Linked DNA regions of Homo sapiens: all the other regions are linked to region 1. Evidence: chromatin loops called from intact Hi-C (ENCODE). Cell type or tissue: endothelial cell of umbilical vein. All regions are shown on one strand. Links, peaks and the distances in the headings refer to the core of each region. The heading gives the core; the rest is flanking DNA.

Region 1 (6,343 bases), core at 958-5,957:
ATCTTTTACCAGGAAGTTGCTGGAGACTGTATACTACTCAATTAAAAAAGTAAACCAAGAAAAGAGGAAGAAGGGAGAGATGGGATCTGAGAATCAGAGGATCAAACACAGGAGAGAGGCTAAGGGAAGCTCTCGGATAACAGCTGTGCCTCAGGCCTTGAGAGCAACCAGTTCAAACTGGAGCAGATGGAAGGTCATAGGTGTTTTGTTTTGTTATTTTTCTTTAAAGAACTGATAGATTACTTGCTGTCTTGGACCAGGTTGAGAGGAATTGAGTTTTACAGATCTGGAATAGTGTTTGAGGGTCAACTAGTAATAAATAGAATCACATAAAACTTAGGTAAATGAAAAGGAAGTCAAACTAAACATTTGTGCACAAAAGGGAATTGAATCATAGTACCATGGAACTTAGTTATGAATGATGAATACAGTATCATAAATATGTTAGGGAGTCAAAAGATAATGTGAAAAATTCTTATATCAGGAAATAGCTCTGTCTGCCTGTTTATTTAGAAGAATGAATGAAAATAGTAAAAGAAATAGCCGAAAGAGTTGAAAATGGGTTGACTTGAGTATTGGAATCAGATATGGAGAGGAGTATGTCAGAGGATGGCAGTTTTTTATTACTGTTTTACTTTTTAAATCATGTATGTGTATAATTTTAGTAGAAATACAAATTTGGACAATTACAACATAGTTTTATGCATGAAAAAATAATGGTAAGCGTTTGGTGCCCTGAAAACACAGGGGACAGTGTATTTAACCCAGATTTTGGGAATCAGAAAGGCTTCTGGGAGAGAAGATTCCTGAATGAAATCCAGAAGAATTAGTTGAAGCTGCTGAAGAGGAAGGAAAATGGGATGCTTGTTCTAGGAGGTAGAAGCAGAATGTGCAAAGCCTTAAAGCTCTACATTGGAAGAAATCCAGATAGGTTAGTATAGCTAAGGCTTGTGGTATTCCCAGTGAGCATTACAGAGCCTAACATTAGATTTTCAGCAAATACTGAATAAATAAATAAATAACTGATGTAAGGGAAGGAGTTTTTTAAGAGTAGGAAGTCTGGGAAAGCAGACACATAGCAGTCACATGCAGCCTACCTTGTGTCTAGAGCACCAGAATTCTAGTCAAGAAGGTACAGCAAATTCAGGTCTCTACAGACTGACCAGTTTGTCATCCGGGTGTATGGTTTCTTTCTGAGGTACATAGATAACCCACCCAGGAGTTTAGTAACATATAATTAAAGTACTCCAGAATGTTCATGGAATAAAATATTCTAACCAAAAGTGTGTTTAGGCCAGGCACAGTGGCTCACCCCTGTAATCCTAGTGCTTTGGGAGATAAGGCGGGAGGATCACTTAAGGCCAGAAGTTTGAGACCAGCCTGTGCAATATAGCGAGACCCTGTCTCTACAAAAAATTCTAAAAATTAGCTGGGCATGGTGACACACGGCTGTAGTCCCAGATACTCATGAGGGTGAAATGGAAGATCACTTGAGTCCAGGAGTTTCAGGCTGCAGTGAGCTGTGATCACACCAGTGCATTCCAGCTTGGATGAGGCAGCAAGACCCTGTCTCAAAAAACAAAAACAAAAAAAAAGTGTAGCTAATAGTTAAATACATATGTAAATGATCACCTATTTATTAGGGTATAATTTAAAACGTTAAAACTCTTAGAATATTTCTTAGACTGTATCAGAATTTTACAGTATTTCCTGTTTATTTTTGTATCCATTAGTTGTTACCTGGTGTGTCACCATTTACTCTAATTATAAATTATCTTAGTTTATTGATAACAATTTTAAGTATTATTTTTTATATTAAATGTCTATTAGAAAAGGTCCATTTTAATTTTTAATCCAATTAAAATGTGATTTTTAAGTTTTAAAAATGGATAAGGAAGAGTCCTTTTAAAATACAGACACACACACAAAGACACACACATATACACAGACACACAGACACATACACATATACACACACAGACACACAGGCACACACAGACACACACAGACACATATACACACACAGGCACACACACACGCAGAACCACACATATACACACAAACACATACATACACAAACACAGACACACACAAATGCACACACAGACACACACACACACATCTTAGCTTCTGAATATCTACCAAAAGTTAGAAGTTTTGAACTTTGTTCTTAAATCCCTTTATTCAAGCTTACCCTACCATAAACATCAGTTTTGTCTTGGTTGGTTATGAAACCTTATCAGTGAGTGAAATTCCAAAAATTAATAAATACGTGTTGTTAAGGTCCTGGAATGTATTTTCCTTTAAAAATAGACCCATAAACAGTGATACTGATCAAGCATAGTATAATAGAATTTGCCTGAATTCTGTCCTCCCAAAACAGGATACCAGAAATTGAGCAAGAAGTAATTCCCTTTCTCTCTTCCATTTAAATTTTGAAATAGACAAGTTAATCTTCAAAATTTTTGCTCTCATTCTTCATTCCTTGTTTTGATATCCTATTCAATCTTTCACCACCAAAGGGTGAAATCCCTTGTATCTCTTTTGTTCATCACCATCTAGGTATACAGGAAAACACACACGTGTGTGCACTTGTGCAAATCTGCTTTCTTTCCAGTACCTTTCATCTGCCAGATGTCAACTGGAAAACATTCCAATTGAAGGATGTCATGCTATTGTATAAATGAATTCTCCTGGAAAGGATTGCCTTTCCTAAAGAAAATATTTATTAGTGCCAAATAATTCAAATGGTATAACAAAGTGAAGTGAAAAAATCAGTATGTGTTGTGGTAGCTGCTTGGATAGGGGTACCATCTTGTCTGGGAGTGTATACCTATGCTAGTTTCCTCCTTTTTATTTTTTGCCTTCATTCTTCTGAATTTACATATTTCCTAAAAATTTCCAAATTGCTTTTCAGGAAGATTTTCAAGGCATTGGGAAGGTTATGAAGCCAGAGGGAGTGAAAACAGAATAGTAATTTATAAATAAAGTTACCATACATCCAGATTTGCCTGAGATTTCCCCAGCTCACGCTTGTTGTCTTGGCAGATTGTTAGTTAATAGCTTCATCTTTCATTCTCAAAAATGTCTCTGTTTGGATGATAAATTATATGATCTCCTTGCATATAAACCACAAGTTTCTAAAGAGGATAATATAGTAATTCATAAATAAGTTTGTAAAGGCCAGGAAGTGAACCTTTCCTTTTGACTCTGTGGCTCTCAGTACCTGAGTAAAAGCCTTGTTTATAAGTGTCATGAACTAGTGATATATAAGCATGTTTAGATCTTTTTTGTGGAATAACTTGAAATTTGCATTAAGCCGATAAGTGCTCCAGTAGTGTAACTATAGTGAACAATAATTTATTGTATATTTTAAAATCACTAAACAAGTAGAATTGGAATGCTCCTAACACAAATGGCAAATGCTTGAGGTAATGGATACCCCAATTACCCTGATGTTTATTACACACTGTATGCCTTTATCAAAACATCAAATGAACCCCATAAACATATATATATATATACCTGTGATGTACCCATAATAATTGCAAATCTAGAAATTTTTTAAAAGATAAGTTCTCATTGATGTATTTTCAAATTGTCCAAAATAAAAACGGGGAATTATCTAAACTTTCAAGCTTTATCTGTGTATATGGATTTCTAAATTGTTTTGTGTAATTACTTATTATTCAACCTTTTTCCTACTGTTGAGTACACATATGAAGCAGCAGATGGCATTCTTTCCCTGCAATTGTTATGTCTTCCTGTATGGTATGTTACTGTAATAACAGTTACTGTTAAATTGAGTAGGAAAACACTTGAATAAGGAAATAGAAAAACATTTCATGATAGTATCTTCAATGGACTACTACAACTTTAAGTGCAATCCAATGTTAAAATAATGTACTAGCTGCTGTTTCATGGTACTTGGATATATTCTGATTACTGGCAACTTGTATGTTTGTATTTGATACACAATTTGGGGGAAAAGTGTTTAGAAAGTTCATCCTAAACAAATTGTTTCATACATAGAATTTTCACTTTGGTGAAAAATAGGTAGCAGCTTTAATACCTTTTAAACACTAAACATTGAAACATTTTAAATATTTCAGCATGCCAAATATATCATGTAGATTATAGGGGAAAGGCACCTGTGACCTTTAAGATTATATGTTGAAGCTTGATTGTTACAGAATAATGCTTAGTGACTTTAGGGATTTTTTTCTGTTAAGTGTTTTAAAGCTTTTCAGACTATTTCTGGGCTGCTTTTTGACTACCATATACTGAATAAATATATCATAATCAGTTTTTGTAATAGATAACAATTTGACCTAGTTAGGTTTTCCTTCTTGGTGAGTGGTTAGTGCTTATATTTCAAGTTAATGTACATACTGCTAGATAGTTTTATTGTTCAGGGATTTGTTATTTTAATAGTCATGTCATATGCTCAATACATATATAATACATTAGTATTCAGATAGGCCTTTTTAAAAAAAAAATAATTTCTCTATACCGCTTCCCACTTTTTTATCCTACATGGTAATATATATTAACTGTTTTTAAAAACACACATTTTATACCTGCTTAACAGAAAGTTGAGCAAATAATTAGACTAAAGGCCTAATTATTTTATTTAAAAACGTCTTTGCTGTATAAATAGATTTGCCAAATTCTACTTTTGAGAATGAATTCCATAAGTGCATTTAAGTGTTGGTGCAAGAGCATTAAGCACTAGACGAGGATGTTTGGGGCAGAAAAATCTAGTTAAAATCTTTGCAGCCACTGGTAATTAAAATTATGGTGTAAGTTAGAGAAATACAGGAAGTAAATTGGAAAAATATGGGCTTAGTTTTTTTTTAATAAGCTGACTTTTACTATTTATTTATCATACCAAATATACCATTATTTGACATCAAATCTTGTGAGAATTATATTTTGTTATGTAATTATATATACATTAAACACTTACTCTCTCCCTTGTGCTATGCTAGATCCTGGAAGAATTCAAAGATGATGATTTTTTGTGATTACTTAATAAAATATATGCTTACCCACAGAATATTTTTACTCTATTTTTTCCTCTCTTTTTTTCTACTTACTTTTAATGATTATAAATTCTCAATCATTATAAAATTCGGTATCTGTGGATAAATGCACAAAGTAAAACTCCACGTGCATTCTGATGTGAATGGCACTTTTTGGATTGTTCTCGAGTAATTATAGTTTGATGATTGATTTTTTTTTTTTAAGTAAGGGAGAGGGTGATAATTTCATCTGGTAGAGAAAAGTTTTCTGTATTCCACCTATCTTTTAGTGTTTGATTTTTTTTTTTGGTGATTCTAGGAATAAGAATAATAAATGAAATACCATGTAGTATGTGACTAAATACCCAAATACCAAGTAGATGTACTTTGAAGAGTTGTCAGCACTAAAGAAGACTTTCAATTTGAAAGAGGTTTTAGTTACTAAATTTTACGACTTGAAAACCCAGTCCCTCCATCAGTCTGTAATTTTTTTTAATAGTCATTGGATCTTGTGGAAATCATCAACAAGGCAATCTTCGTCCACAAATCAGAAGGCTAGGGCCACAAATATGCATATTTTCCCTGATAAAAGATTTTCATAATTAAAATTTTATGTCTACAGTTCATTATATATGTATTATACATACATGATCTTTGCACTTATGTGATAGTTCTTGCTTCTGGAATAAGGATGGATGTTGTTGAACATTCAGAGACTCTGCCAGATACCTCTTACTGTTTATTATTTTTGTACCAAATTAAATATGCCATTATTTGACTGGAAAAAAATTAGCCAGGCATGGTGGCAATGCACCTATAGTCCTAGCTACTGGCAACCAGTTTGTAAGATGAAGATGGGAAGCCTTCCTTACCGGAGTCTTGGGTAGAATTTGCTATCTTAAAAATATTCAAGTTGCTTAAAGTAAGATCATGTGTGAATACACGTCAGTAACTTTGGTATTTCAGTAATAAAGTCATAGGCAAACCCTCTACTAAGTTTTTACTAGAAATATGTTCACCTGTAATGGTGGTGCTAAAATTATTATTTGTCAAAAATAGTTGTCAGTGAGAATCTCATACTACATACTTGGAAGTATTTTCTAATGCTTATAATTGACTTAAGTATCTTGCTTGAAGGGAATCAGGATGAGATATAATCTATCCTACTTGTGCTGCAGAAACGCTGAAGCTATTCAGTCTGTGTAAATAATCCATCCCACATCTTTGCTTCCTCTTCAGTGAATGCTTAACATCCATATATTATGATGGCTTGAGTATCATTTGGAAACATAAGTCATAATAGCTACAAGTTTGTAATC
Region 2 (6,343 bases), core at 792-5,791, 360 kb after region 1:
TTGACTTCTAAGATTAATTATTACATGACGGCATTTTCAAGTAACTCTATACAATAATTTTTTTTTTTTTGAGATGGAGTCTCGCTCTGTCGCCAGGCTGGAGTGCTGTGGTGCAATCTCAGCTCACTGCAACCTCCGCCTCCTGGGTTCAAGTGATTCTCCTGCCTCAGCCTCCCGAGTAGCTGGGACTACAGGTGCGCACCACCACACCCAGCTAATTTTTTGTATTTTTAATAGAGATGGGGTTTCGCCACGTTGGCCAGGCTGGTCTTGAACTCTTGGCTGCAAGTGATCTGCCCACCTTGGCCTCCCAAAGTACTGGGATTACAGACGTGAGCCACCACGCCCGGCTACAGTAATTTTTAAAGGTAGAAAATCAAGCCTGGGTGTGGTGGCTCACATCTGTAATCCCAGCACTTTGGGAGGCAAGGCAGGCGGATCACTTGAGGCCAGGAGTTCGAGACCGGCCTGGCCAACATGAGGAAACCCCATCTCTACTAAAAATACAGAAATTAGCCAGGCACAGTGGCACACACTTGTAGTCCCAGCTACTCAGGAGGCTGAGGCAGGAGAATAGCTTGAACCCAGGAGGTGAAGGTTGCAGTGAGCCAAGATCTGCTACTGCACTCCAGCCTGGGCCACAGAGCAAGACTCTGTCCCAAAAGAAAGAAAAGAAAATCAATCCCAGCACTTTGGGAGGCCAAGGTGGGCGAATCACGAGGTCAGGAGATCGAGACCATCCTGGCTAACACGGTGAGACCCCGTCTCTACTAAAAATAAAAAAAAATTAGCCAGGTGCGGTAGCATGCGCCTGTAATCCCAGCTATTCGGGAGGCCGAGGCAGGAGAATCACTTGAACCCGGGAGGCAGAGGTTGCAGTGAGCCCAGATCGTGCCACTGCACTCCAGCCTGGGTGACAGAGCAAGACTCTGTCTCAAAAAAAAAAAAAAAAGACAAGAGATAGCTACGCGATTTTTGGTGGGCAATTTTTAAAAACTTAGCTTGAATAGGGAGCCTTCTCAAACTGCATAAAACTGAAATACGGTACCCACAGATACCAAAAGGCAACATATACAAAGGCAATCTTCCAAGCACAAAGACTGAATGTTTCAATCATATTTCATTGTTTTCTCCCTTTAAAATTTTATTGTTAGAGATATACAATAAAAGAACTAAAGACCACTTTAAAAAGTTTAATAATATCTATTCTGTCTATAGTTCCCCACATAAATTAAGCAGGGTCATATTTCATATTTGAAGGGAATAAAAGAACTTCCAGGACATCTTCATATAGAGCTGAGAGAAATTTGGTGAGAAGGCTCTTTGAAATTAGAATATTCAAATTATAATTTGATAATAAGAAAGTATTTTAAATAATTAAAAATGAGAAATGAGCTTCAAGAAGTTGCTCTATGGTGGTCATTTTTGTTTCAATTGCTACAAGCAAGAAGTAGTTTTAAAAATAAATCACCAGGGCACAGCAAGTATTTCTGACAGGCACTTGCAGGCAGGATTTTATAAATTCCAATCATTTAACAAATTGCACCATTAAAAGTCATAATAGGTCTAAAAGCCATTCTTAAAAGAACTTACTAAGTAATTTGACCTACATAATCATCTTGTTAAATTCATTTGACATCATGAGACAGTTAGTGAAATATGCATAGTACATTATATTAAAGAAAAAAGTACCCTTCAATTGGTATCTGATTGCACTTTTCAATTGCAGCTATTAGTTGTCTATAAAACTCCTAGACATGATTTGATTTGATTTTATTACTGTTATATCATTTTACTTTGTAACATATAGGGGTGGAGATTACAGGTCTTCGATTGCTTACTAGGAAATATTTAACGAAGGATGTTTTATTTATTAGCATAAAGAGACACAGTGGATTATTGGGTGATTAAAGTGACGATACGGCTGCTGTACTTGTCAAAAATATAGCCCTAATTCAATAGCAAGGCGACAGAGAGTCTATGAGCTGATCTATGCCTAAGCAAACTGACTCTGAAAGCAGGACATTGCCCTCTTAAAAGGATCTTTGTAAATTTCTATAATTGCACATTATCAAAAACAAACAGCAGCGATAACAAACCCACAGAGTGAGTTCTCAATTGGAAGTTTACTTTCTATCTGCCAAGAGCCCCTACTTTTTATCTTTTGCATTCCTAACATCTCAAATCAATAATAGAGAATGATACTTAATGTTACTAATCTTTGTGGCAAACACTTTTTTTTTTTTTTTTGAGACGGAGTTTCACTGTTGTTGCCCAGGCTGGAGTGCAATGGTGTGGTCTCAGCTCACTGCAACCTCCACCTCCCGGGTTCAAGCAATTCTCCTGCCTCAGCCTCCCGAGTAGCTGGGATTACAGGTGTTGGCCACCACGCCCGGCTAATTTTTGTATTTTTAGTAGAGACGGGGTTTCACCATGTTTGTTGGCCAGGCTGGTCTCGAGCTCCTGACCTCAGGTGATACGCCTGCCTTGGCCTCCCAGAGTGCTGGGATTACAGACATGAGCCACCGTGCCCAGCCGGAAACATAATATTTTTATTAGAAGTAAATTGAAAAGAAAATGAAATAAATGGAGCAAAGGAAGAAAGGAACTAGCATTTATTGAGTGCCTTCTGTGTACCAGGCACTGTTCTAAGTGTTTCATCAGTACTATCAGGCTATCTTTTCCTTTTTTTTTTTTTTTTTTTTTTTTAGACAGAGTATCACTCTGTCATTCAGGCTGGAGTACAGTGGCATGATCTCAGCAGCTCACCACAGCCTTGACCCTCTGGGCTCAAGTGATCCTCCCACCTCAGTCTCCCAAGTAGCTGGGACCACATGCATGAGCCACCACACCTGGCTAATTTTTTTTAACGTTTGTAGAGATGGGGTTCTCCTTGTGTTGCCCAGGCTGGTCTCAAACTCCAGGGCTCAAGCAATCCTCCTACCTCCCAGCTTCCCAAAGTGCTGGGATTACAAGCATGAGCCACCACGCCTGGTCATAAAAAAAAAATTATTTTTAAATCTTGAATTGGCACCTATTCACTATTTGTCCTTTGTTTTCCTTCGGTTCATGCCATTTAAGTCCTACAAGTAGCTTGTATCACCAGGACTACTTTGCTTCGCCTGATAGTGAGGAAAAACTTGCTATCACTTGTCAATTAACATGTTTACTGCAATCACAATGTCTATATTTCATCTATTCTTAACTCTTAAAAAGGATCAGAATTGGGCAGGGTGCGGTGGCTCATGCCTGTAATCCCAGCACTTTGGGAGGCCGAGGCGGGCGGATCACAAGGTCAGGAAATCGAGACCATCCTGGCTAACACGGTGAAACCCCGTCTCTACTGAAAATACAAAAATTAGCCGGGCGTGGTGGCGGGCGCCTGTAGTCCCAGCTACTCGGGAGGCTGAGGCAGGAGAATGGCATGAACCCGGGAGGCAGAGCTTGCAGTGAGCCGAGATCGCGCCACTGCACTCCAGCGTGGGCTACAGAGCGAGACTCTGTCTCAAAAAAAAAAAAAAAAAAAAAAAAAAATCAGAATTGTACTCTGTGTGTATGTGTATAATGTGGCATACAATATGTTTTCCCTAAAATATCAGCTCTGTGCTGACTCCTGTGAATTTAAAGAACTCTTATAAGATTATAAACTACAATCACATGGTCATGTAAATCATTAATTTGTTCTTTAATATGTGTTATTTGTCTTATTTGCATTTCAGGACACAGTGATATTTCAAGGTAAAATATTACAGATTCTGTTTTATTTCAGGTTATAAGCCAAGATATGGTGTAGACCCTTTCTCAATTATTTTACTATGTTTTAAGCTGAAATCCACCCAGCATATCACAAACCTTTCCTGCGCTTTAGGACTTTAGATTGACAGCGCCCTCTGCTGTAACTCTGAGTTTGTCACACTATTCTAAACCTCACTAAGAGTCAGCACGGAGACAGACACATCCCTGCTGAAACGGATCTCCAGGTCAGGATCAGCTCCTCAGCTTTTAGGGTTTGAACCCAAATACTGACAGTAACTCAAATCCGGGCAGGCTCTGGGGACCAGTGTTCACTGACTGACTGCCAGGATTTTTCTTTCCATCCCACCCTCTCCCCTGAGTTCCTGGGCGCCTGCATTCAGACCCTTAGACGATATATAATGGGCATTTTAAATTTAGCACTTCCCAACCCGACCTCTTGACTCCACCACTCTCAGCCCAAGTGTGACTTAACTCCTGGCCTTCCTGTACCCATTAATGGCTCGCCACTCACTCAGTGGCTCAGGCCCCAGCGCTGGGAGTTCTCTGACTTACCTCACCTGGCACATAGGAGGCCCTTTATAAATATCTACTGCATGGGCCAGGCGCGGTGGCTCACGCCTGCAATCCAGCACTTTGGGAGGCCGAGGCGGGCGGATCACCTGAGGTCAGGAGTTCGAGACATGGAGAAACCCCGTCTCTGCTAAAAATACAAAATTAGCCAGGCGTGGTGGCGCATGCCTGTAATCTCAGCTACTCGGGAGGCTGAGGCATGAGAATCACTTGAACCCAGAATGTGGAGGTTGCAGTGAGCCGCGATTGCACCCTGCACTCCAGCCTGGGCAACAGAGTGAGACTCTGTCTCGGGAAAAAAAAAAAGTTGGTCCTGCATTCGCTTAGGAGAAAATAGTTGGTTTAAGCAAAATCCTAAATTAATTCTAAATTTCTAGCCAGGCATAGTGGTTAACGTTTGTAATCCCAGCACTCTGGGAGGCCAAGTGGGAGGATAGCTTGAGCCTGGGAGTTTGAGGCTGCAATGAGCCATGATTGTACCACTGCACTCCAGCCTGGTTGACAGAGAGAGAGCCTGTCAAAATAATAAATAAATAAACAAATAAATAAATAAGGCTGGGAGCTCATGCCTGTAATCCCAGCACTTTGGGAGGCCGAGGCAGGGGGATCACTTGAGGTCAGGAGTTTGAGACCAGCCTGGTCAACATGGCGAAACCCCGTTTCTACCAAAAATACAAAAATTAGCCAGGCGTGGTGGCAGGTGCCGGTAATCCCAGCTACTTGGGAGGCTGAGGCAGGAGAATTGCTTGAACCCAGGAGGTGGAGGTTGCAGTGAGCTGGGATCACACCTCTGCACTCCAGCCTGAGTGACAGAGTGAGACTCTCTCTCAAAAAAACAAATAAATAAAAATTTAAAATGAAATAAATAAATTTCTAATTAATTCTAAATTTCTAAATTATATTGGCTAGTTCAATAGTTCAATTTAGGGCTGGGCACAGTGGCTCACAGTACTGTAATCTCAGTACTTTGGGAGGCTGAGGCAGGTGGATCGCTTGAGCCCAGGAGTTTGAGACCAGCCTGGACAACAAAGGGAAACCCTGTCTCTACAATAAATACAAAAATTAGCTGGGCATGGTGCACGCCTGTAGTCCCAGCTACATGAGAGACTGAGGTGGGAGAATTGCCTGAGCTTGGGAGGTTGAGGCTGCAGTGAGCCATAAGCCATGTCACTGCACTCCAGCATGGGTGTCAGAGTGAGACCCTGTCTCAAAAAAAAAAAAAAGAATTTAATTTAAACAGACACTCTTTGGACTGGGCATGGTGGGTCACGTCTGTAATCCCAGCACTTTGGGGGGCCGAGGAAGGTGGATCACTTGAGGTCAAGAGTTCCAGATCAGCCTGACCAACATGGTGAAACCCCGACTCTACTAAAAATACAAAATTAGCCGGGCTTGGTGGCGCATGCTTGTAATCCCAGCTACTTGGGAAGCTCAGGCAGGAGGATCGCTTGAACCCAGGAGGCAGAGGTTGTAGCAAGCTGAGATCACACCATTAGACTCCAGCCTGGGCAACAAGAATGAGACTCCATCTCAAAAAAAAAAAAATACATAAACAGATACTCTTTGATTTAAAATATACACCAATAATACACATTTTACATTTTGACATGTATAATTCAAAAAATTAACAGGCTAATCCCACTACTCAGAGATAACTTTTATTTATTGATTTATTTATTTTGAGACAGAGTTTTGTTCTTGTTGCCCAGGCTGGAGTGCAATGGTGTGGTCTCGCCACTGCAACCTCTGCCTCCTGGGTTCAAGCGATTCTCGTGCCTCAGCTTCCTGAGTAGCTGGGATTACAGGTGCCCGCTACCACGCCCAGCTATTTTTTTTTTTGCATTTTTAGTAGAGACAGGGTTTCACCATGTTGGCCAGGCTGGTCTCAAACTCCTGACCTCAGGTGATCCGCCCACCTCGGCCTCCCAAAGTGCTGGTATTACAGGCATAAGCCATCGCACCCATCCTTTTTTTTTTTTAAGACTTGTTTTATTTTAATGGCTGATCTATGTAATCA
Region 3 (6,343 bases), core at 866-5,865, 220 kb after region 1:
AAGAGGAGTCACTTGGTCACACAGCCAGTTGACAGAGAAGAGATTATAATTTGGTCTGCCTTACTCTTTACTCAGGATACTGACCTTCGTTTAGAACGGCACACCAGTAAAGATTTGTTGGCCCTTTGGCATCTGTTTGTAACAAAGCTAAGTCCCCAATTCTGTTGTACTCCTGAAACAATGTGAAATTGAAGGAAAGAGATAAATCACAGAAGATTAGAGTCAGCCAGATCAGCCACTCCTTAAGAGTCAAAAGATCTTGATCCTGCCAGGACCTCCGTTACTTTGTCTGAAAAATGACTATAGATGCCAGTGTTTTTCGAACATTCACAGGCATCTGAATCATCTGGAGGGCCTATTAAAACAAAATTGCTGGGACCCACCCCCAGAGTTTCTGATTCAATAGATATGGGATGGAACCTGGGCATTTACATCTCACAAGTTCACAAGTGATGTTGATGCTCCCAGGTCAAGGACCAAACTTTGAGGACCTTCTCTGAGCTCATTTCCTCTCTAATACTCTATTGAAAAACTCTACTGTTAGAATAGAAATTAGGAGGTCTGAACCATGTCGTTCCACCTCCAACTAAGTATTCCACCTTAAGCAAGACACTTAACCTTTCTCTGCCTGTTTCTTCAGTAGAGTGCAGCTCGTAGCTCCCTGTGACTTAGGATGAATGAGTGAATTCAATCTCTCATTTAAAAGAAACCCCTTTTGAAAAAGAATACTATATAAATTATCAATTGTGCATATCCATGTGTGAAGTGAAGATTCTGCTTTGACAGAATCCTTGAGGAAACTGCAGTCTACCTTTAAAGTAAAAAGTTAATAGGAAATGTCTCTTTTCCCTCTTCTCTATTTAAAAAAAAAGAGAAAAAAAAGGAAGCTTAGTGTAAGAAGTGTACCCATGGAGAATGTATTTAAAATCCAAATGACCCATAAGGGACCCCATCCTTTTTGGCAGATAAAAGTTTCCCTGCCATTTATTTGATAAATTAATTAAAAAGAACATAAATAAAAGAGAATAATAACTTAGAGCTATCTGGGCACCTGAGTCTTTGAGCCCTTTAGGGCCTTGGCACCCAAAGAGAAGGGGGAAAAAAAAAACACTGCGTCTCTGAGGCTTTGAAAGTGGTCTTCCTTGAGGCATTAGAGAAGCTCTAGGGGCCCTAGGAGCTAAAGGACTGAGATGCCTGGGGCATGAGTCTATTAGATCCACTAAAGAACCAGGAAAAAAAAAATGGCTGGTAAGTAATTTTGCTATTTCATTTGATGCAAAAGAGAAGGCACAACACCAGAATATTCAGTGAGCAAAAGTACAAAATGTGGCATGGATGTGAATGCAGGCTGACCCCTTCTCGGGAATATTTCTAAGCCTAAATGAAGCACTCAATGCTGAGGACAATGTACAATTCTATGCATTTTAAACCGTAGTGACCCTTTTGTTTCTCTGATAGGTGAAGATGAGGATGAATTTGAGAATTTCATGCTGCCTCTTACAGTTGCTTTTGAAACAGTATTACAAATATTCAACAACAACTTTAAACAAGAAGATGTAAAGGTGGGTTTGTTTCCAAATATGAGGAATGACAGTTTTGTTTTTTCTAGGATATCTAGATCCAGAAAAGGGCTTTGCATATCTGTGTGTACTCTTTGCCTCCTCAGACCTGCTTTCCCAATTGCATGTCTTTAATTTTTACTTTTATTTAAGCATTTTTCTAGTTTCTTAGACAAATGGACTTTGAGGTCAGCAAATAGTTTTGGACAGTCAGTTCATGATAAGATGACATAGATTTGTTTCCTCTGGCAGTTACTATCTTTAATAGGATATTTCTTGTGGGTACACCACTTTAAACACCCCTATTCCCTCATCTATCCTGCACTGTTATGTTACAACAGATCTATATGGAGGAATGCACAAACATACACATACTAAAACACTACATCTCTAAATATTTTTTTAAACAAGAATTTATATAAATCAAGACTTTATTAAATGGCTAGGCATATATGTATAAATAGGAACTGGTCTTGAAGTATTGCATTCTTAAACGGAACAAAGTGATTAGGATAACTGATAGCTAAATAAGGTTTTTATGTGCCTGTGGGAGCCATATTAGGATTGATTTGACAAGTCAGTTCAGCTGTGGCAACAGTCATAATATCTAAGACAACATTATGTTTTATTAGTAAAATCCTTAAGTGTAGCAAGCTGTCTGTGACAAAACAGCCCCGTATTTTAAGGAGGGGGATGGGAAGCACAAGCACTGCTAAATAGAAATAGTATCTTCTGAAATTATAATGTATCAGGGAAATATTAAATAAATTGACACTGATTATTATTTTTAACAGACTAATAAATGCACTCCAGAGAATGTAGACACCTTTGTTGGTGATAATTGAGTCATATATTTCATAGTTATTTGAAGTATGTTGGAAATATTAACCATCTTTTGCATAGTGTCTCTTCACCAAAAAAAAGAAAACAAAAACAAAAAAACTAACAGTAAGAAGCCAAATAGAAAAATGACACCCTTTGATAATTATCTTTATGTAATTCTTCTACCAAAAAATAATCAGCCAAATGCTATACCTCTTAATTTAAAAGAATTTTTGAAATTAATGTTTATCAGCATGCTATAGTTATAGAATTTTAAAACCAAAAGAAGGATCTTACAGATTCTGTTTGTGTTTATAGTCTTCCTGAAATTCTTCACCAGAGTTTCCACTCAGGTTAGCTGTATCTTTTAGATGTCTTCCAAATATTTTCAGTGACCAACAAAATCTTTGCAGCTTTTAGGTTGCTATTTCTGCCCTTTATCAAAAAGGAGCAGTGAAGTTGAAAAACATCATCTTTATGAAAATTACATCTGTCTCATCTGAAGATTTCATTATATTCCAAGACCATTTTGTTGTAATCCCATCTAGTTTGATAGAAACCATCTTCCTAGAGTCATTTTTAATGGAGTTCCAGTGATATATCCCTAAACCAGCAAGTTCTTAACGACCCTGGAAAGTGACTGCTTGATTACACTTTAACGGTATTTGCAAATAAAATCACAAGTAATTAAGGGGAAATCTCCAGGCTTTTGAGCAAGTTTGATGCATGATAACTGCCTGATTCAGCTTCATCTAGAGTAATGCTGTGTAGGCAACAGCTACTGAGATCAATAGCAACGTAATGATAGTGGCAGAATTAAGTGAGTAACCTGAGAACTGTGCCTCAGAATGCATGCAGCTGCCACGAACCAAGGCCACACAGTGCACTCCGTGCTTCCGTCCTAAATGTTCATCAAAAGACGCCCTGCAGGAAAATGGAGTTAGATGCTCTTTATTGCTGATCGTGTCTCTTGCCACATTTATCAGGGAAATTGGATTAGCAGTTGGCAGCTGCAGGTAGACAAGATTCTGCAGTGATTAAATATGCAGCTTGGCTGCATTTGTTGTGACAGACCTTTAGTAAATTCTACTGTAAGCACCATCTGTCTAATTTGTATAAAGAAAACTTGGTGCTTTAAGCTACCGATAAAAAACTAAATCTGTTGCTTTATCATAAACAAAACTTTTGCACTAAATGCTTTTAAATGTAATTTATTAGGTTAAGGCTATTTTTCTATCACGATGAATAAATAATACATGCAAAAGTGCTTTCAGGTACTTCATTTTGCAAGTACTAGAGATAAAAACATTTCTGTTTTGTTCTTCAATAAAGTATTTAGTATTCCAATCCACAGGAGGTGATGCTGTTAAAATATCTCTATGAAAATGCCGCAGGACTGCCAAATTCATTTAATTTGCACCTCTTACCAGCATTTTCTAACTCCCTATTTATAGATAGTTTCAAATGCAGATTTCAGGATAAACTTAAACATTAAGGACCTGTGTTGCCAAATTGAAATACAGTTGTTAGAGGAGGAAATGCAGCAAAAGTGTTAAATTTATAGCTTTATTTTCTTACTTATTCTTAATAAAATTGAAGAAAACATTGAAATTTTGTCTTGGGTTTTTCTCTTCAAAGTAAAGGGGAAAAGGAAAAAATACTCTGACAAATCCTAGCTTTAGAGTACTCTTTCAAAACGTATGTTTCCCCCTATAATTATGTCCATGGTAAAATATAGTCCAGTACTCCCCTGACTCGTGCATCGTTTTTGATTTGGTCATGACATCATCAGTTTCAAGGAAAATGAATGAAAACTTCTCAGAGAAAGAGAAGCAGTTAAATAGGAACCTGCTATCTTTAGTCCTTTTGTAAAAACTCCACAATGTTAAATTATTTAAAATCCTTGATTTTCAGCATGCGCACATTAAAAGTTTTCGCACTAAGTGCCAAATGTTGCAAACAGCACTTTAACAGAATGATTTTGCTTTGATCCCTGTAGCAGTTCCTGAATAATTTATCACAGGTTATTGCCTTAATTCTGGAGAGGGATAGAGCAATAAAGGCAGATGAAAACACTCCAGTTGAAACACCTTGGGGCCTGCTCATTCCTCTGACACGGCTCTTTTGTTGGAACTATTTAGAGGTTATTAAGATGTGTCTTCAGAATTAAGAGTATGCTGTAAGGATGAAGACAGCCATCTTAATTCTAAAGACAAAGCACAATGACCCTTCACCTTCTTTTTCTTTGTTGTTATTATATAGTAGAATTATGAGGATAATATTATAGCTGCCCCCAGTAGTGCCACTACAGTAAAGGGTCTGTGAGACTTTCCATTAGAAACCCTGTTTTGGGGGTCAGGGTGGAAGGAGCCTCGTTTCAGCTGTTTCCCAGCCCATTCGTCTCACACTTGGCACACAGACAACTGTTCACCATGCAGCAGACTGAAGAACTCAGCAGTTTCTCCCTAACTACCCAAAAAGGAATCCATAGGGTTAGATCTCCAGACATATCCCACTCCCCAAAACAGCCTCACTAAAAATACAAGAGCCTGTCACTCTTCAGACCAATCTTGTGTTGACCAACTATAGGAGAGAGGCAACTTTTAAAATAAAACTCTTTGCACTATTTTAAATGAGATGGTAAACTGTAGCTCCTCCTTTCCTCAAATTCAATAAGATCACCTCTTACGCTCAAATTACTTAGTAGGCTGGTTGAGCTCTTAGTTAACAGCTTTCCTTTTTCATATGGGGGCTGGATATGTTTTGGCTATTGAGAAAACACTCTCTTTAGTGTTGTTTGTGTATCCATGTAGATTATTGCAGTATTATCTGCTGCTTTGAGATAAAAGATATTGTTTGAGCATAAGAAATCTATTTCTTATTCACATTAACACTGAATTTTTCTGTTCAGTTGAATTCATTTAAAACATTATTATATGCTTCCTCTGTAGTAACATTTTCTAGAATGAAACATTGATATAATTTCATAGCCACATTTTGCCACTTTAAAAAAAAAGCCAATAGATTTGAGTCCTATAGACCACTTCTATTAATTTGATATCGTTTAAGGAATGAAAAAATTGTGATAAAATAAAAATTAATATTTTTGTATAACGAGGATAGTCTAAAATATTTTTAGAGCCCTTTGTACTAGACACAAAGAAAGTAAAACTCATGGTTCTTGTTGACTAATTTAGACTTAAATGGTAGATATCTCATGTGTATGTGGAAGCTTAAAATTATTTGAAGCATAGCCTGAAACTTGTAAGTGTACCTAATAAAAATAGAACAAAAAGCCTACTTTAATAGAAACACTGCAAAGCCAAGGAGTCAGAATAGAATAGTTTGAAGAAGGCTTCTTAGAAGATGTATTTTGTTCTGGAGGCTTCCAGGAGTGTGAAAAGCTGAGAAAGAGAGGAACAGGCTTCAGGTGGTGAAAAAAGGCTATATAAAAAGGCAAAATGTTTAAAAACAAGCAGCAGGTTACATGAGGGAACTACAAGGAGGCCAGCTGGTTATAGAAAAATAAGAACTGGTGAGAGTATGAGAAAAAAAGGAGTAAGTAATTTAAAGGAGCAGAAACAAAAATTCAGAGTTTTCAAGATTCAGAAATTCAGATAACCATCATTCTGTGAACTGTTAGACAGTGCAGAAACTGAATATTCCTATAAATAACATCCAGTTATATTGAGTCATCTCTTAGGCAGAAAGAATGGAGAAGATGAGAAATTCTAGATACTTCTGAGAGTTAAACTATTATTTGCTACTTTGAAATTAAATTAATTGAATCAGCCATTAAGAGGAGGGTCAGGATTCACTGTTTGCTTAATAATAATTTGAACTCCTTCCTAAAGAGGTTTTCATTTATTACCAAAGTGTGAGAAAGGAGAAAATCTGGTAGAAAAAAAAGTTCAGAGACCATTTTCTAGCTGAGTATTTGCAATGAAACAGTATCTTTAGAA
Region 4 (6,343 bases), core at 905-5,904, 170 kb after region 1:
AGTATGGGCTTTGACATTATTCTGACTTGGGTTTAAGTCCCAGCCCTGTCACGTACAGATATGTGACTCAATAGACACATAACTTCTCTGGGTCTCAATTTCTTTTGTGGTAAATTGTGATGTTAATGTGATTGGTGTGATATTAATGTGATTTCTTCAGTGGTAAAATTGTGATATTAATGTCTACCTGCTTCATAGACTTACCATGTTGATTAAATGAGATAAAGTATATAAAGTGCTTAGCATAGTGCTTGCCCATAATGAGCACTCAGTAAACGATAGCTGTTCATATTATCGTCATCATCCCTGTCCCTGAAACTTCAGTACAAGTGATGTGGTAAAAACTAGAATAGTCAACCAAGAGGCTGATTGCTGGTAAAGTAAACCTAACCATAGGTTCTGTAGCTACCACGTACAAGCTATCTAACTTTACCTACTGTCTTCACCCATTCTATAAAATCACCTCAACTTCCCTGGCCACTGTACAAAGGCCCCTTTCCTCATTTGATATCTACCAACATCCACTGTTAGCATCCCTAACCTCTTTTGGAGATACCATGGATCTTTTTTACTGTTCCATTTTTTACTGAGCTCTGAGCTATGCTCATTTTTCATGTGTCCACTGAAGTCCACATAGTTATATATATTTTCTCCCCAAAATCCCATATCACACAAATAAAAATATCTAAACAGGAGAACTGTTTCCTATCTTGGGTTCTCTCAACACATGACTGTTAATTTTATTCTTTTCACTTACCGTATTTCACTTACTGTATCAGCCTCCTTCTAAATTATATCATAATCTCCCTTAAGTCCCTAGATTAGTTTGTTCAGAGGCAAAACAAAAGTGAAAGATTTTGTGAGAAATGCATAGTTTCATTACACATCTGGTAAAGACACGCTATGATTGCTTTCTTACAGTGTCCAGAAGCTAATTTATGGTACTTTCTTTGTTTATTGTACTTGAGCAATATAGAGTATACTCTGCAGACATGGTTTACACTTTGAATTAGTTTGCATCTATCTATATTAATGTGTTTTGTAAGCCAGGCCTTAATATCTCTTTATTGTGCTCTTTTGAAAATAATTCTCTTAAATCTATGGAACGTGTCTTACTTGTGAAGAAAGACACATTTTTCCACCTTTCTAAGATTAAAATAGTGAGAGAAACCTCAAAGAAGAGGAAATCCTATTTTAAAATAACAGCGATCTCCTCTGTAGACTCTTGGTTTGCAGGTTGTTAGTCTTCATCCTCTGTGTCAATTTAATGTATCACGTAAGTACTAGTGAACAGATGTGGGGGTAGGGGGAGGCAAGCAGAGTGTTGAAGCAGGAACCAGCAGCATTGGCAAACTGGCAAATGCTTCTGTTTTGCTAAACACCTGCTTTTCTTGTATTCAGATTGTCTGAACCATCTGTTTTTATATTCTGTTTACCTACTGTCAGCCATTTTGGAGTTGTTAAAATCTTTGAAAGTAGTTGGGAATTTTTCACAGTAAGCTGGGAATCTATACCACTCTTTAAAAACTTTGTGTTTTTAGGGTATTCCCATTTAATCCTCCAGAGAATAATTACTTTTTAATTTAGGTGCAATGTGTTAAATATTATATAATTAAAATGTTTTTCTCCCTTCCCAATTACTTATTCTTAGAAATCAAAGTTTAAATTGTCTAAATAGGTACTTGGCCATAGTGTGATAACACTAATAACAGATTCGTAATGATAGAATGTAAATATTAATTTATATGTCCCCTCTCATTAAAAAAAGAAAGAAAAAAGCATTACACAATTTGATGAAAGGTACTAATTTTTTATAAGCTTACCTACTAGATGATATGCAAGTGATATTCTCAATAAAAATATATAGTATTTATAAATACCTTTTTGCACCAGATACTATGCTAGGCATTTTGTCCACATTATCACAACTCTTCTCTACAGCCTTGCAAGGTAGATATTATTGTCCTCATTTTATAGATGAAGAAAATGATTCTTTAAGAAGTTGAGGAAATTGTTCATGCTCACATTTGTGACTGGAGATTTGAACTCTGGTTTTTACATTGCTTTTCAAAAATTCTGTCATACCCAAGAGATGATTCTGTGATCCAAAGTTTCTGCATAAGGAGTCAGAGGTGGTGCATTTTGTTTAGTTAGAAGTGAACACACTTCATTTGGTTTGTTAAATTCCTAGCTCTTTTCTAATTGTCTGCAGACGTTTTGTTCCTTTTGTCATTGAGGAACACTGTTGGAACTTGGTCCGCTGCTTTTGTGTTTTGCAAGGTTTTTCAAAAATGCTTTTACTTTAAAAAGAAAATGAACTAGTTGAGGTCTCTGTAAAAAATTCCAGCAGAGAATTTGCTTTTTCCTTAAAGTTTATATCTGTCTACTGGGGCCTCTAGTAACCTTTCAAGATAATAGTCAGAATAGAATGGCTATGTTAACATTTTTTTGACCTTTGTCACTACCCAGAAATGTGATCTGTGCAAAATAGACCTTAAAGATGCTATAAGTGGAGGTTCAGTTCAAATGATTTAAAGGCATGGTGTTAATAGATATAATCCATATTTATATTTCACTTTTCTAGAGCAAAGCTCACATAAAGACCACCGAAATCAATATTATGAAAGAGTCAGGCCTCTTTGGCCTAGGAATTTAAACACTTGAAAGGCAAGATCAGGTTTTTGGTTTTTTAGTTAGGATATTGGCAGGACTTGAAAATTTCTGAAATATTTAAATTCAAGAGTCGCCTTAAATATATGTTAATTTCAGGGAAAATAAGAAGCAATTCCACTTTCTCTGGTCAATAATAAAATTTACAGAACTTCTCCCAAGCAATGGCACAAATTAAAAATATAAATAGGCTTAATAAGTTCATGAATTAAAGATTCTCAACAAGTTATTATGAAAAGATATAAATATCTGGGCTACATTTCTAACCCTGTGAGGTTAATGGTCATTGGTGGAAGGTAGTTCATTGAAGCCTTAATGAGAGACAGTTATGAACTAGGTGAGCCATTGAGCTGATGGATGGCATTCTTATATAATTAACCTAGCAGTGGTAATCGCCTCCTTCAAGTTCCTAGCCTTTCTCGAACCAAGGAAAAAGAGCCAAAATTGTTGCCATTTTGCCACCTTGACATTTCTTTTCAATTGCCAAACCTAACTACCTTTCTTCAGTAATACAACTAAACCAGAGAGGGCTGGTTTTTCTGCATTCAGAACTGTGGATTTAGGGTCATTTTGGTATATATTTAATTGAACTCTTGGGAGCAGATGAACTCCCCCAAGGAACTGGGTATATGAGGGCGGAGGGCAGTTTCAATTCAAGAATGTGAAGAATAGAAATTTCTAACTGAAAATAAATAATTAGAAAGTGAGAAACCAGAGTAAGATGTCCATGAAACTCAGAATATCGAGGAGAAAGAACACATGGTAACAGAGGCAATAAAGGGCCCCAGAAGCTGGGCACAGTAGCTCACTCACGCCTGTAATCCCAGCACTTTGGGAGTCCGAGGCAGGAGGATCACTTGAGGTCAGGAGTTCGAGACCAGCCTGGCCAACATGGTGAAACTTCATCTCTACTAAAAAAAAAAAAGTAAAAAATTAGCCAGGCATGGTGGCACATGCCTGCAATCCCAGCTACTCGGGAGGCTGAGGTAGAGAATCGCTTGAACCCGGGAGGCGGAGGTTGCAGTGAGCTGAGATCGCTATTGCACTCCAGTCTGGGCGACAGAACGAGACTCTATCTCAAAAAAAAAAAAAAGGGCCCCAAAAAGATACAAGCTTTACCCCTCTGACTCTGAACTATCATGCACAATGTAGTCAGACAAATCTTAAACGTCACTCTTGTCCTAGGGTTCTTCCCACTTAGAAATCTCCCTGTTGCTCATGACATCAAGCCAGTACTCTGGCTTTTAAGGTTCTCCATAATCTAGCTCCATCTACTGTCCAGTTTTTGGTTTCCACAGCTCCCTTCTGTCATGCTGACTCCCATTTTTAACTTGGATCATACTGTTCTCTTCCTCCTTCTGCCCACACTCATACAAACTCATACCTGGATCATATTTGCTGTTAAAACTTAATAATGGCAATGCTCGCACTCATTTATTGTTTATTATACACCAGTCACTATGATGATAAACCTTCTATGTGCATTATATCTTAATAAGTCTCAAAATAATCTTATGACGAAGGTGTCATTAACCTCATTTCTATAGTAGAGTAACTCAACTAAGAGTACATAGGTAGGAAGTGGCATTCACAAGATTTGACCTTAGGTCCTTCTAACTCTAAATCCATTAAATGATGAAGTGTAATTCCTGATCTTGCTCCTAAAGCATTTTATGCTCTGTGTCCTTATTTTCTTAGCAAGGTTTGAGATTCTTGAGGAAAGGGGCAGTGTCTATACATATCTTGTATCTGTCATACAACTAGGACAGTGCTAGATTATCACCTATTTTCTCATTGATTGATTGGATATTGATTAGAGTGAGATGGTCAGACTTTATGGTGACAGAAGGAGAGAAATTTTATTCTGATCCTAGTCATATTTCTGAAGTAGGTGTTGTTAATTAGAGCAGCATCTTATTAAGAAACAGTGGGTTGGAACCAGCCAGTGTTTAGTTTTCAAGAATTGTACATTAGAAAAAGATTTATACAGAGTCTGTAAGAATGTTATTTTTGGCTAGATTAGTGGCACTCTTTTTTTTGTTTCATTTATTATACAAATACTTATCATTACAAATCTGTTTATTATATGCTAAACAGTGGGACACACTATTGCCTAGGGAAAGATATTCCTGCCATCACAGACTGGTGGAGAACACAAAGTTAATAGGTAATCATTGTTCAATGTAATGAGGCCCATGACTGATATGCAGAATACTGGGAACATATTGGAAGATAACTGATGAAATCTTGGGGAAGACAGGGGAAGACTGACACCCAGGGGGTGCTTGGGTTTCTTTTAGTGTCATTCACTTCTGCATATAACATACACAGGGAAGTAAGATAGGACCAAGAGTTGCATATTAGTGCAAAAAGAGAACAGAAGTGTTCAGCTTCATGTTTTCCACTTTTCCATTCAAGATTGCAAACAGGCTGAGTGCAGTGGCTCATGCCTGTAATCTTCAGGCGGATCACCTGAGGTCGGGAGTTCAAGACCAGCCTGACCAACTTGGAGAAACCCCATCTCTACTAAAAATACAAAATTAGCCAGGCATGGTGGCACATACCTGTAATCCCAGCTACTCGGGAGGGTGAGGCAGGAGAATCTCTTGAACCAAGGAGGCGGAGGTTGCAGTGAGCCAAGATCACGCCACTGCACTCCAGCCTGGGCAACAAGAGCAAAACTCCATCTCAAAAAAATAAATAAATAAATAAATAAAAATTGCAAACAAGACCAAGAAATCTAAATAACAGTTCACTTTAGTTTTTTTTTTTTTTTTTTTTTAACCAAATTAAGGGGGTTGAGGACAAAGTGAATATTCCATCTTTTCTAAGAAGATAATTAGTAAAACAAATGAATTTAACCTACTCCTCTTAGTTGGCACCAAGAACTACCTGCTATTTCCACTGTCTGATAGGTGCCAAGATTATTTTATGTGCAAGTCAAGGTGTTTTTTTCTGAGACGGAGTCTTGCTTTGTCACCCAGGCTGGAGTGCGGTGGCACGATCTCGGCTCACTGCAAGCTCCGCCTCCCGAGTCCACACCATTCTCCTGCGTCAGCCTCCTGAGTAGCTGAGATTACAGGCATGCGCCACCATGCCCAGCTAATTTTTTTTGTATTTTTAGCAGAGACGGGGTTTCCCCATGTTGGCCAAGCTGGTCTTGAACTCCTGACCTCAAATGATCTGCCCACCTTGGCCTCCCAAAATGCTGGGATTACAGGTGTGAGCTACTATGCCCAGCCAAGATTATTTTATGTATATTGAATGAAATAGCATTTAATATAGTGTTTACTTTGGATTTACTAGAACAAATGTCAGTGAATACATATTTTTCCCTAGCAGCTAAGAAACAGCATTGTCAAACAGTGAAAACAGGAAGTTGGGGAAACCATTTAACTGTATAACCTCAAGAAATCTAACCACTATTTGATTTTGCCATCTAAAGTATTGTGTTAGGCTGGGCTCAGTGGCTCACGCCTGTAATCCCTACACTTTGGGAGGCCGAGGCACGTGGAGCACCTGAGGTCAGGCGTTTTGAGACTAGCCTGGCCAACATAATGAAACCCTGTCTCTACTAAAAATACGAAAAATTAGCCGGGCATGGTGGCGGGGCACCTGTAATCCCAGCTACTCGGGAGGCTGAGACAGGAGAATGGCTTGAACCCGGGAGGCA
Region 5 (6,343 bases), core at 530-5,529, 190 kb after region 1:
CAGATTTTTAAAATTCTAAAACCAAGAATCTTCTTACTAAAGTCTAGTTGACAGTATTGTCATATTTCTAACAACTAGAGAGAATCATGTAGATTTTCTTTTCTACATTAGCTATCAAATATATAGGACTTGTGAAAGATAAGTGTTGGATTAATCACTAAGATTAGCTGATCTTTTAATATGAGGACAAATTCTGAAAATGGTGGCATTGAATGGAAACCTTTAATGTAGGTTCATTCCAGGAATATGTTTATGTTAGTTAAGTTTAAAATTGTATTCCTTGGTAAACCATAAAAGATTTCCAAAGTATTAGACACCCACTTTTGTGCTGGAATTTAATATGCAACTTTTTATTGGAAAATAATCGTCCTTGTCTGGCAAAATCCACCATGCAATATTTCTGTTAGTAGGTATAATGCAATAAAGCCAGGGAGGGCTATTTATCACTACAAATTTTGAGGATTTCAGGATTCTTTTTATTATTTTAATATATTTCTTTGATATTAAATCAGAAAAATGATAAATTACACCTGTCTAGGCTGTTTTTCCTTTTTACTGGAAAGTGATGTACAACCCAATTCCAATGGTCATTTGGCTTTTTAAGATATGTATTTTTTCTTATTAAAAAAAAAACTCAACCCATATTTTTTTCTAATAATAATGCTGAAATACTCTTTATTTCTAACATATGAAGTGGTTTATAAGTACTTCCTAGTATTGCAAACTCTGGCCTTTTCACAATGAATTACTTTGAAAGCATATTATCTGCAAAGAAGCCTCAGTTATTTTATAGCATATATCTATTGTTTAGATTTACCCTATTTTTTTAGGTTGAAATTGATATTTAGTATAAAATTAATTTGATTTGTATTCTTTTAGTATAATTTGCATAATGCCTAATTTATTTGTATCTGCTATTTAAGATCTTTTTCTATCCTATTAAGCCTATTATATATTCTTTAATTCAAATATTATAGCCTTTTATTTTACATGCTGTTTATTGCTTTTGAGTACTTCTCAAAGTGAATTAAAAAATCATATTTTCAGAAAACTTACTAGATAAAAGTTTAAAAGCTATAATATTTTAAGCCAGGGGATAGGAATGATTTCAACATGGGTACATTGATTTATATTTTTTAGCAATTATTTCAGGTTTGCATATTTAGAAATATATATTAGTTCAATTTGATTTCAGTGCTCAGTTATTTGAATTATAAATCATTATGTCCCTTCTAGCTGATCAGTCATGAAATATCTTTGAATTCATTTACATAATGGAATATGTGAGTGGTGTATCTGTTTTAGTGCAGTTACTGGTTACCTAATGCATGTTTTGTTTTTCCAATGGATTTCTTTATTATAATGTGTTTTTCAGTCTTGATTTTAAAGCAATACATTATTTCTATATTAGGAATAAGATGACATTCTTCAGCAATAGAAACACGCAAGATCAAAACCATCACCTATAGGCCCTTGTTATTGGAAATCTGTTTATATATTAATATTCAAAATATTTTTATTTAAAATATTAGAAGTAAATGAAAAGCATGTTTCTCACTATGAAGTTTTTTAATGTTCTTTATTTATAGTACATGTCTTCAGATACTTTCTGTTTTATTTTTTCTATTTTATCTGCTTCAGATGAACCTTACTCAGTGTTTATGGTGCTCAAAGCCAGTCTCTGAACTTTGGTGGTCTTTTATCTGACCACTTGTTAGAAATTGAAATCACACAAGACCCCCATTTTTAGGAAGTATTAAAAAGCCTTTGGTTGCCTTAAAGCAGTAGTCTCAGACTTTAGTGAGCATCGGAATGTGAGTGCTTTTTAAAACACAAATTGTTAGGCCCCACTCCCCAGAGTTTCTCTTTCAGGAGGTGTTAGGCCTAGGCCTGAGAATTGCAGTTTTCACAAGCCTCATGTTAAGTTGGTGGCTCCAGGACCATACTTTGAGAACTTCTGTCTTTAGGTAGTTAGAAAATAGAGCTGCATTGTATGTCCTGAGCAGAAAAGTCTGGTACTTCCCTCACAGACACTTTTTCATAGGACTTCATAAAACTCACTAGACTTACAGTTTTAGAGATAGTCTAGTTCCTAAATAATGATGTGGGGACGTAAGTCCCCAGATTGTAACTGGATGACTGTTGCATTTTACCCCAGAATTGCTGTTTGCCAAATTTGAAACTTTTCAAATTGGTAAGATTATTGTTATTTTAAAATCCAGTGACCTTTTTGACAGAAAGTTAATGTTTTCCCATCAGATTCATTACATGGGTATTTATAATAAATTTAGCAAATACATTTGAGTAACTGTTTAACATACTCTTTATATTTTCAAGACCAAATTCCAAGAATTTCTGAAGTAGCTTTTTTGAACAGGCACAGAGCTGAAATGACTCTGTACAGAGCCAGCCCGCTGTGTTCAAGTTCAGTACTTGGGGATCTTTCCCTTCTTTGAAATGTTTCCTGGTCAGAAATTTTAGTTTCTGTCTAAATGGGAAAAGGAGAGATTGTTCAAATGATTGAATCAAGGAAGCTCCTGGGAAAACTGGAGAGAGAATAAGGGTCATACAGAGCAATCAAGTAAACTTACTTATTTTAAATGCTGAAAACGGAGAAGAGTATCACATTTTATCCAAAATTCTGTTTGTTCGGTAATCATTATTTCAAGTTTTTATTCTTTTGAAAGATAATTGATCAGTATTTCTACTGCAATTTATTCTTTACTCAAATTTGTAGCAGTTAACATGCTCCACTTGGGTTTCAGAAAGGAAATTTCATTCTCTATCAGGCCCTCTGTTGGTGGTTGGCCTTTATTACATAATCATCAAACATGAGAAAACTAAAAATATCTAGAGTGTGTGTGTGTGTGTGTGTGTGTGTGTGTGTGTGTGTGTGTATTTTGAGGTCCTTTTTTTAAATATACTTTAAGTTCTGGGATACATGTGCAGAACGTGGAGGTTTGTTACATAGGTACACGCGTGCCATGGTGGTTTGCTGCACCCATCAACCCATCATCTACATCAGGTATTTCTCCTAATGCTATCCCTCCCCTAGCCCTTCACCCCCCTACAGGCCCTGGTGTGTGATATTCCCCTCCCTGTGTCCATGTGTTGTCATTGTTCACCTCCCACTTATGAGTGAGAACATGTGGTGTTTGGTTTTCTGTCCCGTGTTAGTTTGCTGAGAATGATGGTTTCCTGCTTCATCCATGTCCCTGCAAAGAACATGAACTCATCCTTTTTTATGGCTGCATAGTATTCCATGGTGTATATGTGGCACATTTTCTTTATCCAGTCTATCATTGATGGGCATTTGGGTTGGTTCCAAGTCTTCACCATTGTGAATAGTGCTGCAGTAAACATACGTGTGCATGTGTCTTTACAGTAGAATGATTTATCATCCTTTGGGTATATACCCAGTAATGGGATTTGCTGGGTCAAATGGTATTTCTGGTTCTAGATCCTTGAGGAATTGCCACAGTGGTTGAACTAACTTATGCTCCCACCAACAGTGTAAAAGCGTTCCTGTTTCTCCACATCCTCTCCAGCATCTGTTGTTTCCTGTCTTTTTAATGATCACCGATCATCAGAGTGAACAGGCAGCCTACAGAATGGGAGAAAATTTTTTTAATCTCTCCATCTGACAAGGCTAATATCCAGAATCTACAAGGAACTTAAACAAATTTACAAGAAAAAAACAACCCCATCAAAAAGTGGGCGAAGGATAGGAACAGACACTTCTCAAAAGAAGACATTTATCTAGCCAACAAACATATGAAAAAAAGCTCATCATCACTGGTCATTAGAGAAATGCAAATCAGAACCACAATGAGATACCAATATCTAGCTTTTTAAAATCAGACTCTATAAGAGAGTTCCACATTCGTTTTTGAGTTTATCCAAACTTTTTTTTTTTTTTACCTTATGGATACTGTTAACCGCAACAGTTCTCAAGATTAATGACTTCTCCATGTTATTGCAAGGCTAGCTACATAATTTGCAGGGCCCACCTCAAAAAGAAGAATGTGGAGTTACTTGGTCAAAAAATGTTAAGAATTTCAAGACCTCAACAGCAAAGCATTAAACCATGAAGAGGCTCTTCTAGGCACAGGGTCCACTATGCAAGTATACAGCCCGCATGCCTGTGGAGCTGGCTCTGGTTTGGTTTGATATAAAGAAATAATTCCTTCCATTTGGCCTCAGACTGACTCTCTAAGATTATCCCCTTAAGTTCCTGTACACCTGAATTTGGTGAATGTAAGTCCCATCCATATGCATGATAAATCTATTTATCTACTAGTTTATTTCAGTCATTTTCGTTTCTACAAGCCAAAGAATCTATTTTCTATCAAAGTCACTTGATGACCATGAAAATTTTATTTTTTACCCCTACCTTTCCCAGCTCCATTTGTCTTTCTTTTGCTTGCTTGTTTTAAGTACAATAATTAGAACTTCATCCTTATCTAGAGTTAACATTTAGTAAGACTAAAATAGTGATTTTTAAATTTAATTCCATACTCATCTTGAATCTTATTGACCTCTTTCAATTCAGCAAATATTTATTAAGCATTTGCTAAGTACACGGCAAAAGAACAAATAAAACACAGACCCTGCCCTCGTGGATTTTAAATTCTAACAGAATTGACACTGATTGCAAACTTCCTTTTCTATATTTCTCCAAAGAGCTTAAAGTCAGTTGTTTTATTAATATAGTTTCTATTTCTTCTGTTTAAATTTAACTCAGATAAATTACATACGAATTTTCTGAAAATCTACACATTAAAAATAATGTGGGTATGTGACATTGTGATATGGCTGATTTGAGGGAGCCCCTTTTATTCGAGGTCATTTAGACATAAGCTTATAGATAAACCATTAAGTATGCAGCTTTTAAACTTACCAAGTAATGTGCAAACCAGACATCCTCACATCTGTTTCTGACCTTCCCACCATTTGGGTGTGAATCCTGAATGTGGTAGGTGTCAGGAAAGAGTAGAGGATGAGAGATGAAGCAAAGGGCAAGAATGAAACAAGGGTGATGGATGAAATTAAAATTGTTTATGTCTGTTACAGGAACTATTTAGCAATAAACAGTAATATTTCTGCTTTTGTGAAACAGTATTAAAATGCATTGCTTTATTTTACTGAATACCACCATCTCCAGATGGTTTGTGAGAATGTTAAATAAAACTAGTTTCAGCTTACATCCCTCAGGCATACTTCTATTAGCATTTTTTATCAGAGGAAATGTTGATTTATTTCATTGTTTTCTGTCTTTATCAGCTACAGAAAAGTCATCCCATAATTTATCTCCTCTGTTTGTTTGAATACTAGAATCAGGTGTAGAATCCTCCCTATTCCTCTTCTGTAGCCCCCTTATTTAGACCTTCACCAAGTTCTTTAGATTTTTGTTTCACAAAATTACGTACCTTGAGTATTGTTTTGATCTGATCATTTCTCTTCCCAAAAGCCCACAATCTCTTCCACCTGCTTCTTAGGTCAAGCAAAAGTATTGACTTAAATTTGAGTCCTTTGACCGTACTTGACTTACTGAGTTCCCATAGCTAACTTCCTGATACTCCATTAGACCACAATTTGTACTTTATACTTGGGCCAAGGAAATTTATTTTACCTACCCCTTGATAACCTTCATTATCTTTCACTGAATCACCACATTTGCCACTCTCCCTCATTTGACACACTGTAACTCAACTAGGTTTATTCAATTTTTCAGTCTTGGCTAAAGACTTAGTAAAGCCATCATGAAATAGCTTAATCCTTAGTCCTTTAATACTAAATGTTAATTCCCTTCATTTTCTTTCAAGTCGTGGTTTATTTTTCTTAATGTTTGTGAACACCTTGTTTTCAATCTACATATCTGGGTATGAATGTAATATAGTTTAGTATTTGCTGGTCCTGTCTCCTATTAGATTGTAAATTATTAGAGATTAAGACTTGTTTTCCCTTCCTTTATAGTTTCAAAACTTCATACAGTGGGCATTTAGAACTTACTGTTGCCCCTTCTGTTGAGTGATTATGACTTAACTCCTGTTCCTTGTAAATAATTATTAGTATCCCTTAAGATGCTTCATCGTTGTTATACCTATTTGGATTTTTTATGTGGTTTTTTTTTTTTTGTTATACTTTAAGTTCTGGGATACATGTGCAGAATATGGAGGTTTGTTACATAGGTATACACATGCCATGGTGGTTTGCTGCACCCATCAATGCATCGTCTACATTAGGTATTTCTCCTAATGCTATCCCTCCCCTACCCCCCCACCCCCCGACAGGCCCCTGACGTGTGATGTTCCCCTCCCTGTGTCCATGTGTTGTCATTGTT

The links. A loop is a pair of places that touch in the nucleus more often than their neighbours do. Peaks named below come from ENCODE experiments on the same cell type or tissue, not always from the same donor. Only the 100,000 strongest peaks of a DNase experiment are listed, where the experiment ranks them.
Region 2: it touches region 1 in a loop (12-fold over the local background); 13 of 110 quality-filtered maps call a loop at or near these places.
Region 3: a loop joins it to region 1, with 7 times the contacts of the local background. A loop is called at or near these places in 3 of 110 quality-filtered maps.
Region 4: a loop joins it to region 1, with 9 times the contacts of the local background. A loop is called at or near these places in 8 of 110 quality-filtered maps.
Region 5: a loop joins it to region 1, with 10 times the contacts of the local background. A loop is called at or near these places in 3 of 110 quality-filtered maps.

The regions. Positions count from the first base shown.
Region 1 is chr5:170,983,053-170,989,395 of GRCh38, forward strand. The region is part of intron 14 of RANBP17 (RAN binding protein 17); the gene reads left to right. Among named protein-coding and RNA genes, the nearest start is that of RANBP17, 120 kb to the left of the region's middle. In endothelial cell of umbilical vein, for the core only: no CTCF peak of the experiment used is centred there; DNase peaks (open chromatin) are centred at 2,649 and 3,769.
Region 2 is chr5:171,338,664-171,345,006 of GRCh38, forward strand. It overlaps the pseudogene RPL19P10. Among named protein-coding and RNA genes, the nearest start is that of SNORA70J, 24 kb to the right of the region's middle. In endothelial cell of umbilical vein, for the core only: a CTCF peak has its summit at 3,899 (motif pointing left); a DNase peak (open chromatin) is centred at 3,868.
Region 3 is chr5:171,198,212-171,204,554 of GRCh38, forward strand. It overlaps RANBP17 (RAN binding protein 17), which reads left to right. Exons shown (of 28, transcript NM_022897.5): 19 at 1,459-1,562. Among named protein-coding and RNA genes, the nearest start is that of TLX3, 110 kb to the right of the region's middle. RefSeq lists an enhancer at 2,775-4,803. In endothelial cell of umbilical vein, for the core only: no CTCF peak of the experiment used is centred there; no DNase peak of the experiment used is centred there.
Region 4 is chr5:171,148,668-171,155,010 of GRCh38, forward strand. The region is part of intron 14 of RANBP17 (RAN binding protein 17); the gene reads left to right. Among named protein-coding and RNA genes, the nearest start is that of TLX3, 160 kb to the right of the region's middle. In endothelial cell of umbilical vein, for the core only: no CTCF peak of the experiment used is centred there; no DNase peak of the experiment used is centred there.
Region 5 is chr5:171,171,897-171,178,239 of GRCh38, forward strand. All of the region lies in intron 16 of RANBP17 (RAN binding protein 17), which reads left to right. Among named protein-coding and RNA genes, the nearest start is that of TLX3, 130 kb to the right of the region's middle. In endothelial cell of umbilical vein, for the core only: no CTCF peak of the experiment used is centred there; no DNase peak of the experiment used is centred there.